Regions from separate parts of the Homo sapiens genome. Here all the other regions are linked to region 3. A link is a contact called in ENCODE Hi-C or POLR2A ChIA-PET data. All regions are on one chromosome and are shown on one strand. Each heading gives the region's core, a stretch centred on a gene start or an enhancer-like site at or near the end of the contact. The rest is flanking DNA. Distances are from core to core; before and after follow the strand shown. Region 1 overlaps KANSL1 (KAT8 regulatory NSL complex subunit 1). Region 2 has its middle 29 kb from the start of LRRC37A. Region 3 overlaps KANSL1 (KAT8 regulatory NSL complex subunit 1).

Region 1 (3,042 bases), core at 354-2,853, 100 kb after region 3:
TCAAGTTCCTTTCCAGACAGATTATTAAGAGGAGTCAGATTTTTACCCTTTTTGGGATTCTGGCTACAGACAGCGCCACTAGGAAGACTTAGGAATGTTTGTTGGGTTACTCTCTGAATTACTGTGTTGAATTGTATAGTCTCATACTTGAAGAAGGACAGGAAGCCCGGACACTTAAGCACACTCATTGGATATCACCTGCTAAACAGAACAGTCATTTCTTTGTCAACAGCATTACCACATACAGTTGCAAATAACCTCCCCCACCCTCAGATATACCCAGACTGTGTGTCTCTCAGCTCCTGTTCCATCATTCAGCATCTCTACTAAGAGGTTCCATTTCCCTTGAACATTTTCTGTCCTGCTGACTGCAGGACACTATAGATCTGACATGAATGCTGCCCTGCCGCATACCTTACACCTCCCACACCATCATTCAGAGCAACTACAGGCAGCAATGAGGGGGAATGGAAAGAAAGATAGGGAACACTCCCCCTTTTCTGGTCTTTATGGTTTTTATTTTCCTGCATCTAATCCTATTTGTTTTTCTGTCTATGTCTCACACACACACGAAGAGCTTCTAGCTATGGCCCTGGGGTTTGGACGAAAAAGTTGGTCATTAAATTCTCCTTATGAGACTGTGGAGATATATATATATTTTTACATGTAGGCTCTATTAACTACTGTATTTGCCTGTAGATTAATTACACCTCAGTTGGTTGACCTGAAGACCTGATTACCATGTCTAATATTATTCCTGTTGGAATAATTTTGCTTTGACCCAAACAACTGCCACATTCAGAATGCAGTCCATTTGGAAATCAGAAGATTCCCATGGGTGCAGAGATAGCCAACTCCAAAGGGCACCATTCACATAATATCCCGTGTAAATAACACACCCCCTGAAGTCTTGGGATTCCCTGTACATCATTGTATAGCAGTAAATAACAGTGAAGGCTAGCAGCTTGGCATACGACTGTGTAGGTCAAACATTTGTGTGGTAGATTTTACTACTGGGCCACCCTTACAACCTCTTCTCTAGAAGATGTTTTAAAGTGGCAGGATTTCCAACTTTTTTTTTTTTCATAACAAGGTTAAAAATGATTTTGATTCATTGATTCCATATAGTTACATTTATACCAGACATAAAGGCAGAAAATTGTTTGAATGTGATACTTAGCTGTTTTCTGGCCCCATAGGACAGATATTTTTTTAAGTAGTTTTAGTGCTGTTTCCTAACCAGTTTGTGTAGTTTGTTAGAATAACAACCAACTGCTGCTTTTCATCCTGGAGTTGTGCCTCGCACCTTGACTGTACCTCAGCCCCTCTCATTAAGTGTGTGTGGGTGATAGAAATTGAGGGACTGTGTTATAGCCAACTCTACGCCTGGCTGTGGAAGGTGGAGAGACTAGGGTATAATAACCTGTTAGTATTCCAGCAGGAAGGGGGCTTTGTTTTATCACCTCAAGTAATCAAATCCAGTTAATCCTTAGTTGGAAATGTAGAGGATATATAACCTTGGAGAAAAGCTTGTTAACTTTATAAAAGGGGCTTAATAAGAGCACCACCTGCTGGCCATGAAGATCTGTGGTATTTTGAGAGAGCTTGCCAAACCCTGCACATGAGGCTACAGCAACTTCCCAGCAGGAGGAAGAAGTGAGCATTACAAAACACCCGGAAAAAGTGCGCCTGAGAAAATGGTGGAAAGTAAGGAGCCAGACAGCCAGGTGAATCGTGGAATGTCAGACCCTAGTCATCCTGAAGTCAGGGTCTTCTCATTCATCTTTCATTTTGTTTGAGGAAACAGTAACTTAAGGATGACATTAGTAATTCGTCTTATTTTCCTGTTATTTACCTGATAAGGATCAGCACCCTCTTCTCTGAAAATAGCAGTTTACCTATGTGGGTATGGAATGTAGGAGACCTCTAGCTGAATGGATCTCTGGTGTGTTCTCTTCCATTTCATATCCCTTTTTTTGCTTACTTTCAGGTCCCGTATCCAGTCTATTTTAGATTTTTAACTCTTCACAGAACCTAGGTATTATCACTTACTAGTTAGTATATGAACTCAACCAGCAATTCCTAAGATATCTTTTTTTTTTTTTTTTACTGACTGGGGGATCTAACTGGGTTCCTGTTCACTCTTAACATGGAAGCAATTAAAAGGCAACACAGCAAACTTCTAACAAAGTCTAGCAGCTGGAGTTCCTTAAACTGTTTATACTGGGTTTAAAGAGGAATCGCTCTTGATTCCGCTTAATACGTCAACTGGAGAGTACAAGGTAGTGTTCCATGACTTGGGTTCTACAATGTGCCAACTTGCACTTAAGAGCATTTAGTTGAGGGGAAGGGTTTAGGAGTGGAGTTCCAGTTGAAGAGTCATTGACTAAACATTTTAGAGTTGAGAGACTCATAGCAGTCATATAATCTAGCAGTAACAAATAGATGTCCTTTCTTGTGCCTATTCAAATGAATTGACAGTAACTGTCTGGAGTTATTTAATGTATTGTTTGGGAAGAATCTGAGGTCTCCAGTACAACAGGAAAGACAGCTGTGTTTGTACCTCCAGTACAACAGGAGGGTTAGAGAATGAATGCTAGAATGTTGCCAGCCCTGATCTAGCCCCACTGCCTCATTTCACAGGTGGAACTAAAGCCCAGCTGAATGATTTGTTCTTGCTTTCTCCTTCTACTCGAGATAGAACCAGGACCTGAATCCAGGCCTACTTGTTTCTAGTCATTGCTGTTTTCACTATAACCAGGTCTCTCATATCCCTGTCCCTTTTTTTTTTCCTGGCTTCATTTTCAGATTTGGGAGAACGATGGGGGAAAATAAAAGGAAAAAATAAAATCTATGTTTTTTGGAGTTCCATTACATATATATACAAAACATACACAGCCTTTGCCAAGTGGGAGTAACTCTTCTGCTGACAAAGGGGTATTGTGGGATGGGCAGAAGTGACCTCGTCTCCTTTCTTGAGCCTCTTTTATACATTCCAGCTCAGCCCAGCTTTCAGATTGTTTTACAGGGCCGAATGCTTCT
Region 2 (3,461 bases), core at 96-2,595, 120 kb before region 3:
TCTAAATCCTAATCATGTTACAATACTGTCCCCCATCCGTCCCAAAAAAAGACTGGACGACCCACAGCCCGGGCTGTGGCACCCACGTTACAAACGGTGGTATAAAGTACATATGCAGCGTCATTCAGCTCAGTTTCAATACCAGGTTTAAACTCTGGACACGGTTTATTGCAGCTGGAGGAGTCCAGGACTAACATGTGGACTCGGAAGAAGAAGACGTCGGGGGTGAGTGAGGTACAGGCGGTTCATCTTGTACAGCCCGTCCCGATCCACCAGCAGGGTCACCAGCCAGATGCCCGCGCCCAGCACGTCCACGTCATGCACTATCCCGTTCATCGCTGCTTCCAAAAAACAGTTTGGGAACCCCAGTTCCTCTCCCAGTCCCTGGGCGTTGGTTTTTAGCAACAGCGAAACGGCCCGCATGGGTCGGGCGCCCTGGGATCTCGCGTGCAGGATTCTCCGGGACTCGGAAAGGCTCGCGGGGCGGCGGCGCGGCGGCCGGGCTCACCGATTTCGCGCTTGCAGAACGCCTCTCGCCCGTCCATGCCCGCCCGGCAAGCGCAAGCGCAGAGCTCGGCGCCGGGCTCCGCGTCCCTGCGCGGCTGACTGAGGCCGAATCTGAAGCTGAGGCGCGGCGGCGGCGCGGGCGGCGAGCCGGGGGCCGGCACAACGGCGCGCGGCCGGTTGGGGTGGGCAGGGCCGGCGGGGCCCTCGGCGGCGCGCGCGCGCGGCCGGGCGGCGGGGAAGCGTAGGGCCCGTGAGCGCGCGCGTCTCGGGGCTTCCTCCGTCGCGGGCCCGCGGCGCGGCGACGCGCGGTTCTCGGCTTGCGCCAGGCGCGGGCCTGTGGGAGCGTGTGCGGCCTCACGGAAGGTGGCCCGGTTGTCGGCCGGCGGCTGAGGCCTGGGCGCCCCCTCCCCAGATCCCCGCTCCGCTCCCAGGGCTCCGCACTACACCGATCTTACTTTTTCTCTCCACCGGAGCTTCGGGGGATGATCCGACGATTAAACAGAGGAGCCAGAAAGCTCTAGCTGTCATTTTTGCAGACAGGGTTCCCAGGCTCTAAAAGTGAGCCTGGGCTTTTGCTTGCTTTCTCTCCTCTAACCCCTTCTCCACACCCGCGTCCCCGTTCATGCTAATGAGGGGCAGCCTTTGGGGAAACGGGAATCACTCGCTGAGCAGACCATTGGAACAAAACCGAGCCGCAGGGATTTCTCCCTCTTCCTTCCTAAGGGGGACGAGCACATGGCCTCGCAAAGTTGTCCCCGAGAATGTCTGTCCTGTGATCTGCGGGCGAGGATAGCATCACAGCCTAAACTTTAAACTCGTGTGCGTTTGCGCGCTGCGGTGGGGGCAGCAGAGGGTGGGGTGACAAGTGCGGAGAATAAGGGTGTTTCGGGACTGAGGGACTGAGTGGGGGAGAAAGAGTGATGGCCGCTTTTTTCTAGATTAGGTCAACAACAAATAGGAAAATAGTGCTTAAGACAGCGTGGGTTTGTGGAAGGGAGGAGATTCCAGATGACAGAGAATGTATCCTGGAATGTGTATGTTAGGCAATTTCTAGAGACACCAAGTCACTGCTTCCTAAGTTTAGTAAAACTGTTTCATTATATATGACAGCTCACTGTAACCTCTGCCTCCCGGGTTCAAGCGATTCTCGTGCCTCAGCCTCCCAAGTAGCTGGGATTACAGGCATACGCCACCATGCCAGGCTAATTTTTGTATATTTAGCAGAGACGGGGTTTCACCGTGTTGGCCAGGCTGGTCTCAAACGCCCGACCTCAAGCCATCCACCCGCCTTGGCCTTCCAAAGTGCTGGAATTACAGGCATCAGCCACGACGGCCGGCACAGAGGTCTAATTATTAATCAGAAGGTTGCCTGTTGAGGCCGGGCATGGTGGCTCGTGCTTGTAATCCCAGGACTTTGGGAGCCTGAGACAGGAGGATCTCTTGAGCTCAGGAGTTCAAGACCAGCCTGAGCAACATGGAGAGACCCTGTCTCTACAAAAAATACAAAAATTAGCCGGGCATGGTAGCTCACGCCTTGGTCCCAGCCACATGGGAAGCTGAGGTGGGAGGATCGCTTGAGCCTAGGAGGTGGAGGTTGCAGTGAGCCGAGATCGTGCCACTGCACTCCAGCCTGGGTGACGGAGACCCTGTCTCAAAACCGAAAAAAAAAGAAAGAAGAAGAAGAAGGAAGAGGAGGAGGAAGAGGAGGAGGAGAGGAAGAGGAAGAAGAGTAGGAAGAGGAGGAGGAGGAAGGAGGAGGAGAAGGAAGAGAAAAGAAGAAGGAGAAGAAGGAGAAGGAGGAGAAGAAGAAGAAGAAGAGGAGAAAAAAAGAAGAAGAGGAAGAAGAAGAAGAAGAAGAAGAAGAAGAAGAAGAAGAAGAAGAAGAAGAAGAAGAAGAAGAAGAAGAAAGGAAATTTGTCCGTTGAGCATTAAATCAAAGAAGAGAAATTTGCCAAATTGCAGCTGAAGGAGGTGGGTTAATCTACCCTCATTCAGGTGTTGGAGGAATGAATTATCTTCTCCCTCCAAAAGAGCAAACCTCTACAGCCACTGCAAAGCTTGGGTACACCAGAGTCAGGTTCTCCAGACTAGACAGGCCCAGATAAACACTAGTCATATAAACACTAGTAAGTTCATGCCCTCGGGGCCCTGTTCATAGATGTCCTCAGATCCCCTTCTTTCACGTGCTCTTTATTTAAGTCAAGTGGAATAAAATTCACTAGGCTTAAGATTTCTCAGTTACAACCACATCTCTGACATACATTCAAATCACCCACATCCTGCTGGGGGTGTTCCCAAAACTCTTCTGTTGCAGGAATGTTGTGAATGCCCTGAAACCCACACCCTGAAATGTAGAGACAGAGAGCAAGCTGGATGGTTCCCAGGGGCTCCCAGAGCCTCCTGGGGTGGCAACAGCTGGAAGAACTCACCAGAGTCCAGTGCTGGGTCTTGGGCAGTGTCTGGCTTGCAGCCTTAGAAATCACACTAATGGTGGAAGGTACAAAGAGTTCAAAGAGACTGATCTATGTAGCCAGAATGCCAGTTTATTAATTTACAGTGAGAAATCAACTCAGAAATGCAACTCACGTCAGCCTGGGTAGCATTCTCTTTCTATAAACAAGCCACACAGGAAGCCAAGTTATCATCAGGTTGCTTGGTAATATAAACCAGAGCCCAGGGAGTTTGTCACCTGATTGGAATGTTTAACAGTATTGGTTTCTCACAGCCTAATGTGTTCATCTTTACAATAGGTGTGTATACCTGTCGGGAGGAAGAACCCAAGAGACCAACTGGCAACTTCCTTGATAATTTCTGGTATTTTGAGTGTATGTTTCTGCTTAGCAAATATTTATTGAGCATCTACTGTGTGTTGTATAATAAAGAATTTGTAGGCCAGGCTCAGTGGCTCACACATGTAATTCCAGCACTTTGGGAGACTGAGGGAAGCGGATCAC
Region 3 (3,454 bases), core at 551-3,050:
CGTTTGTGTCCCTACCTCCTCTGTTTTACCATTGGGAAAACCAGGGCCCAGAACGAGTAACCACACAAGTTCCACAGCTACCAAGGTCAAGGTTATTTCTACCCTAAATACACATCTTTAAATTTTATATTCATCAACAACCTAGTACTTAAAAATTCAGATTCCTAAGCCTTTCAAGGGTTTTGCCTGTGATTCTATTTTTGATCTTTGTACCAAACTTCGAGAAAATACCGTCATATAGTCTTCTATTAACAGCAGTTGCCTCATGTGGAGAACACCTGAATTTTACTTACAACTTCTTCCAATGCTGACCCATTTTGATTTTTATAAACATTTTGAAATATTTGTTAAGTTGGTCAAGCAAGAGATAATGTGATTATGTAGTATCTTATCAGTTGAGATCTTTCTCTCTCTCTCTGCCTCTTTCTCTCTCGCTCTCTTTTTTTTTTTTTTTTTTTTTTTTAAAGAGTCTCACTCTGTCACCCAGGCTGGAGGGGTTAGTGGTATGATCTCTGCCCACTACACCCTCTGCCTCCTAGTCTCAAGCAATTCTTCTATCTCAGCCTCCCGAGTAGCTGGCACTACAGGCGCATGCTACCACATCTGGCTAATTTTTGTATTTTTTGTAGAGACAGGATCTTGCCACCTTGCCCACACTGGTCGTGAACTCCTGAACTCAAGTGATCCACCCACCTTGGCCTTCCAAAGTGCTGGGTTTACAGGCATGAGCCACCACCCCAGTCTGGTTGACGTTTTTCACCTCCTTCTCTTTACAGCATATTCAGAAATTTTAAACCAGTAATACGAAATACATATATTGGTTGATTTTTCTGTTGTATTTTAAGCATATTGACTTTTTAAATCGGATCATATTTTTGCATGCAAGTACTATGGCTTTTCAAGGTCATTCTGATTTGAAACAACACATTTCTTAGTCAATTCATTGGCTCTTTACCCCCTTTTAAAATTTTTTATTTTTTATGTGATTTATTTATTTACTTATTTTTAGTGATGGAGTCTCACTGTGTTGCTCAGGCTGGGCTCAAGCAGTTCTTCTGCCTCAGCCTCCTGTGTAGCTGGAACTACCTAAGGATGTGCACCACTGTGCCCAGCCAGATCTTCACCTTTTCCAAAAAAAGAAACATCTAAATGTGAAACCTTTTAGGCCTGTCAACTTCTTTTTTTTTTTTTTTTTTTTTTTTTGAGACGGAGTCTCGCTCTGTCGCCCAGGCTGGAGTGCAGTGGCGGGATCTCGGCTCACTGCAAGCTCCGCCTCCCGGGTTCACGCCATTCTCCTGCCTCAGCCTCCCAAGTAGCTGGGACTACAGGCGCCCGCCACTACGCCCGGCTAATTTTTTGTATTTTTAGTAGAGACGGGGTTTCACCGTTTTAGCTGGGATGGTCTCGATCTCCTGACCTCGTGATCCGCCGGCTTCGGCCTCCCAAAGTGCTGGGATTACAGGCGTGAGCCACCGCGCCCGGCCTCAACTTCTTGTGATAGACACATACAGAATTTTTCAGCTACTCTCTGCCTATGGGGTAGCCCTACCTTGCAGGAGCAGTCCAAAAAAAATTTTTTTTTTCAATTTAGGATCAGTGTAGAGGAAAGAGCCCTGGACTATCATAAGACTGAGTACCAGCTTGGCCAGTCAGTCACTTTGTGACCTTGATTAAGCTATGTAACCTTTTCAAATTGATTTCCCTCTCTGTAAATAGAGCTGATAAGATGGCTTGCCCTGTTTCCTGTGGTTTTTAAAGAGGATCAAATGAGTGCGTGAAAGTTCTCATGAAAACTAGACGTCTATTCAAATATGAGGTGGTGGTATTCTCAGAAGGTCATAGATGAATGATGCATTTATTTTAGTGCTTTTCACAGTTTAGTCTCAATACTGAGTGCTTACTGAGGGGTTGTATGGAGGCACACTAGTTGTTTCTTTAGGAGATGTCTTTAGCTGCTAGAGTAGAGAACAAAAGAATGAGTAAAGAGGCTTCAGAAAAGCTAGTATGGGCTGGCACGGTGGCTCACACCTGTAATCCCAGCACTTTGAGGGGGCCAAGGTGGGAGGATCACTTGAGGTCAGGAATTTGAGACCAGCCTAGCCAACATGGTGAAACCCTGTCTCTACTAAAAATACAAAAAATAGCTGAGTGTCATGGTCGACGCCTGTAATCCCAGCTACTCGGGAGGCTGAGGCAGGAGAATCCCTTGAACTCAGGAGGTGGAGGTTGGAGTGAACCAGGATTGCATCACTACACTCCAGCCTGGGTGACAGAGAGTCACTCCTCTCAAGAAAAAAACAAGGAAAAGCTAGTATGGATGGAGCACCTCCATGCTCATTTCCTAGAGCTTATGTTTTGTTGTTTGATTTCCTAGTTCATAACAGAAGGGGTTTTGTAAGCTGACCTAGCTTGACAATCCTTTTTGGGTTTTTTGGTTTCAAACATGATCTTATAAAATTATTTAGTGCATTAAAATGTAGACCCAAGTAGCTGCTTAGCTCTTGAGAAAAGGCTGTGTTTCAGTTTAGCACAACAGTGTTTTCAGGAAGATAACTGTTCTAGATAGCTCTTTTTTTCCAAAATTCTTGATTAAGGTTTGGGGAATTTAGAATTATCTCCAGCTATTAAATTATCAAATTGGTTAAGTAGAGGTAGAAAGTTTATTGCATAAATCAGTAGATTTGTCTTCCAAAGAAGCTTATGAAATAGAAAGGGCCAGGAGGTATACCTGTAGTTGAAATATGGGATGGGCCCATAGAGAGTGAGTTGGAAAATGATAGTAAGTGGTTGAACATGGACTTTAAAGCATGGCATGCTCTGAAGTCATATTAGAAAAGTCCTTTGCTTTCATGCAAAACTAGTCTCCGTGGCTTTTCATTGTGTAGATCGGGTTAAAAGCAGAATATAAGAAGCAAGTTTTTGGATGAGATGATAGAACTTAAGTAGTACTTGTCTGTCAATCCTAAAAGAATTATTTCTGGCCAAATCCTCTCCTCTAACCACCAAATAAGGAGCTTGACTTCATTCTCACTGTTAAGAATCAGAAACCCAGTTTAGAATATCCAACTCCTGGTGAACTTTTAAAAATTAATATATATCTTGATACTTTATAATCTATTGTGTGGCATCCAACGAATGTGAGGTAATCTGGGGAGTTAGAAATGCCTTGCATTTCGTGTGGAAAAGGTGTAGTCGTAAGTTTGGCCTGGGAAGGTTAATACTGTCTTTGCACATAGAAAGCTAAGGGCAGTGTCATCATCATTTGTTTGTGAGGAGGGGACTGAAAAAGCAAAATCATCACTACTAGCCTATTCTAAAGGATCTTAATCCCATTACATTTTTCAGATTTTTTTTTTATTATGTAGTATCCCCTGGATATAATCTTTTTGGTGAAGGGGGATGTCTCTAATTTCCACGTGGTACCCCCTGTCATATACAGGTTATGTATCTGGCA

The links. A loop is a pair of places that touch in the nucleus more often than their neighbours do. ChIA-PET counts read pairs that join two places held with the same protein, here RNA polymerase II (POLR2A). Pooled maps may share reads with other maps.
Region 1: a loop to region 3 is called in a pooled map, with 3 times the contacts of the local background. The contact joins two enhancer-like sites. A Hi-C loop is called at or near these places in 2 of 168 maps with a recorded cell type or tissue (PC-3 and head of caudate nucleus), 2 of 37 single-sample maps with no recorded cell type and 10 of 50 pooled maps. POLR2A ChIA-PET finds 5 or more read pairs at or near these places in 10 of 52 experiments (A549, CD8-positive, alpha-beta memory T cell, Caco-2 and 7 more).
Region 2: a loop to region 3 is called in a pooled map, with 2.8 times the contacts of the local background. The contact joins two enhancer-like sites. A Hi-C loop is called at or near these places in 1 of 168 maps with a recorded cell type or tissue (endothelial cell of umbilical vein), 1 of 37 single-sample maps with no recorded cell type and 3 of 50 pooled maps. POLR2A ChIA-PET finds 5 or more read pairs at or near these places in 8 of 52 experiments (A549, BJ, GM12878 and 4 more).

The regions. Positions count from the first base shown.
Region 1 is chr17:46,043,057-46,046,098 of GRCh38, reverse strand. All of the region lies in intron 7 of KANSL1 (KAT8 regulatory NSL complex subunit 1), which reads left to right. Among named protein-coding and RNA genes, the nearest start is that of STH, 45 kb to the right of the region's middle. Within about 2 kb of position 1,603, at least 11 of the 41 ENCODE cell types and tissues checked have a DNase peak (open chromatin) inside an H3K27ac peak, as active enhancers do.
Region 2 is chr17:46,264,200-46,267,660 of GRCh38, reverse strand. It overlaps a transcript of LRRC37A not described here and the pseudogene LOC100132570. Among named protein-coding and RNA genes, the nearest start is that of LRRC37A, 29 kb to the left of the region's middle. Within about 2 kb of position 1,345, at least 33 of the 41 ENCODE cell types and tissues checked have a DNase peak (open chromatin) inside an H3K27ac peak, as active enhancers do; they include OCI-LY7, where a contact is called at or near this core.
Region 3 is chr17:46,144,582-46,148,035 of GRCh38, reverse strand. All of the region lies in intron 2 of KANSL1 (KAT8 regulatory NSL complex subunit 1), which reads left to right. Among named protein-coding and RNA genes, the nearest start is that of KANSL1, 47 kb to the left of the region's middle. Within about 2 kb of position 1,800, at least 3 of the 41 ENCODE cell types and tissues checked have a DNase peak (open chromatin) inside an H3K27ac peak, as active enhancers do; they include OCI-LY7, where a contact is called at or near this core.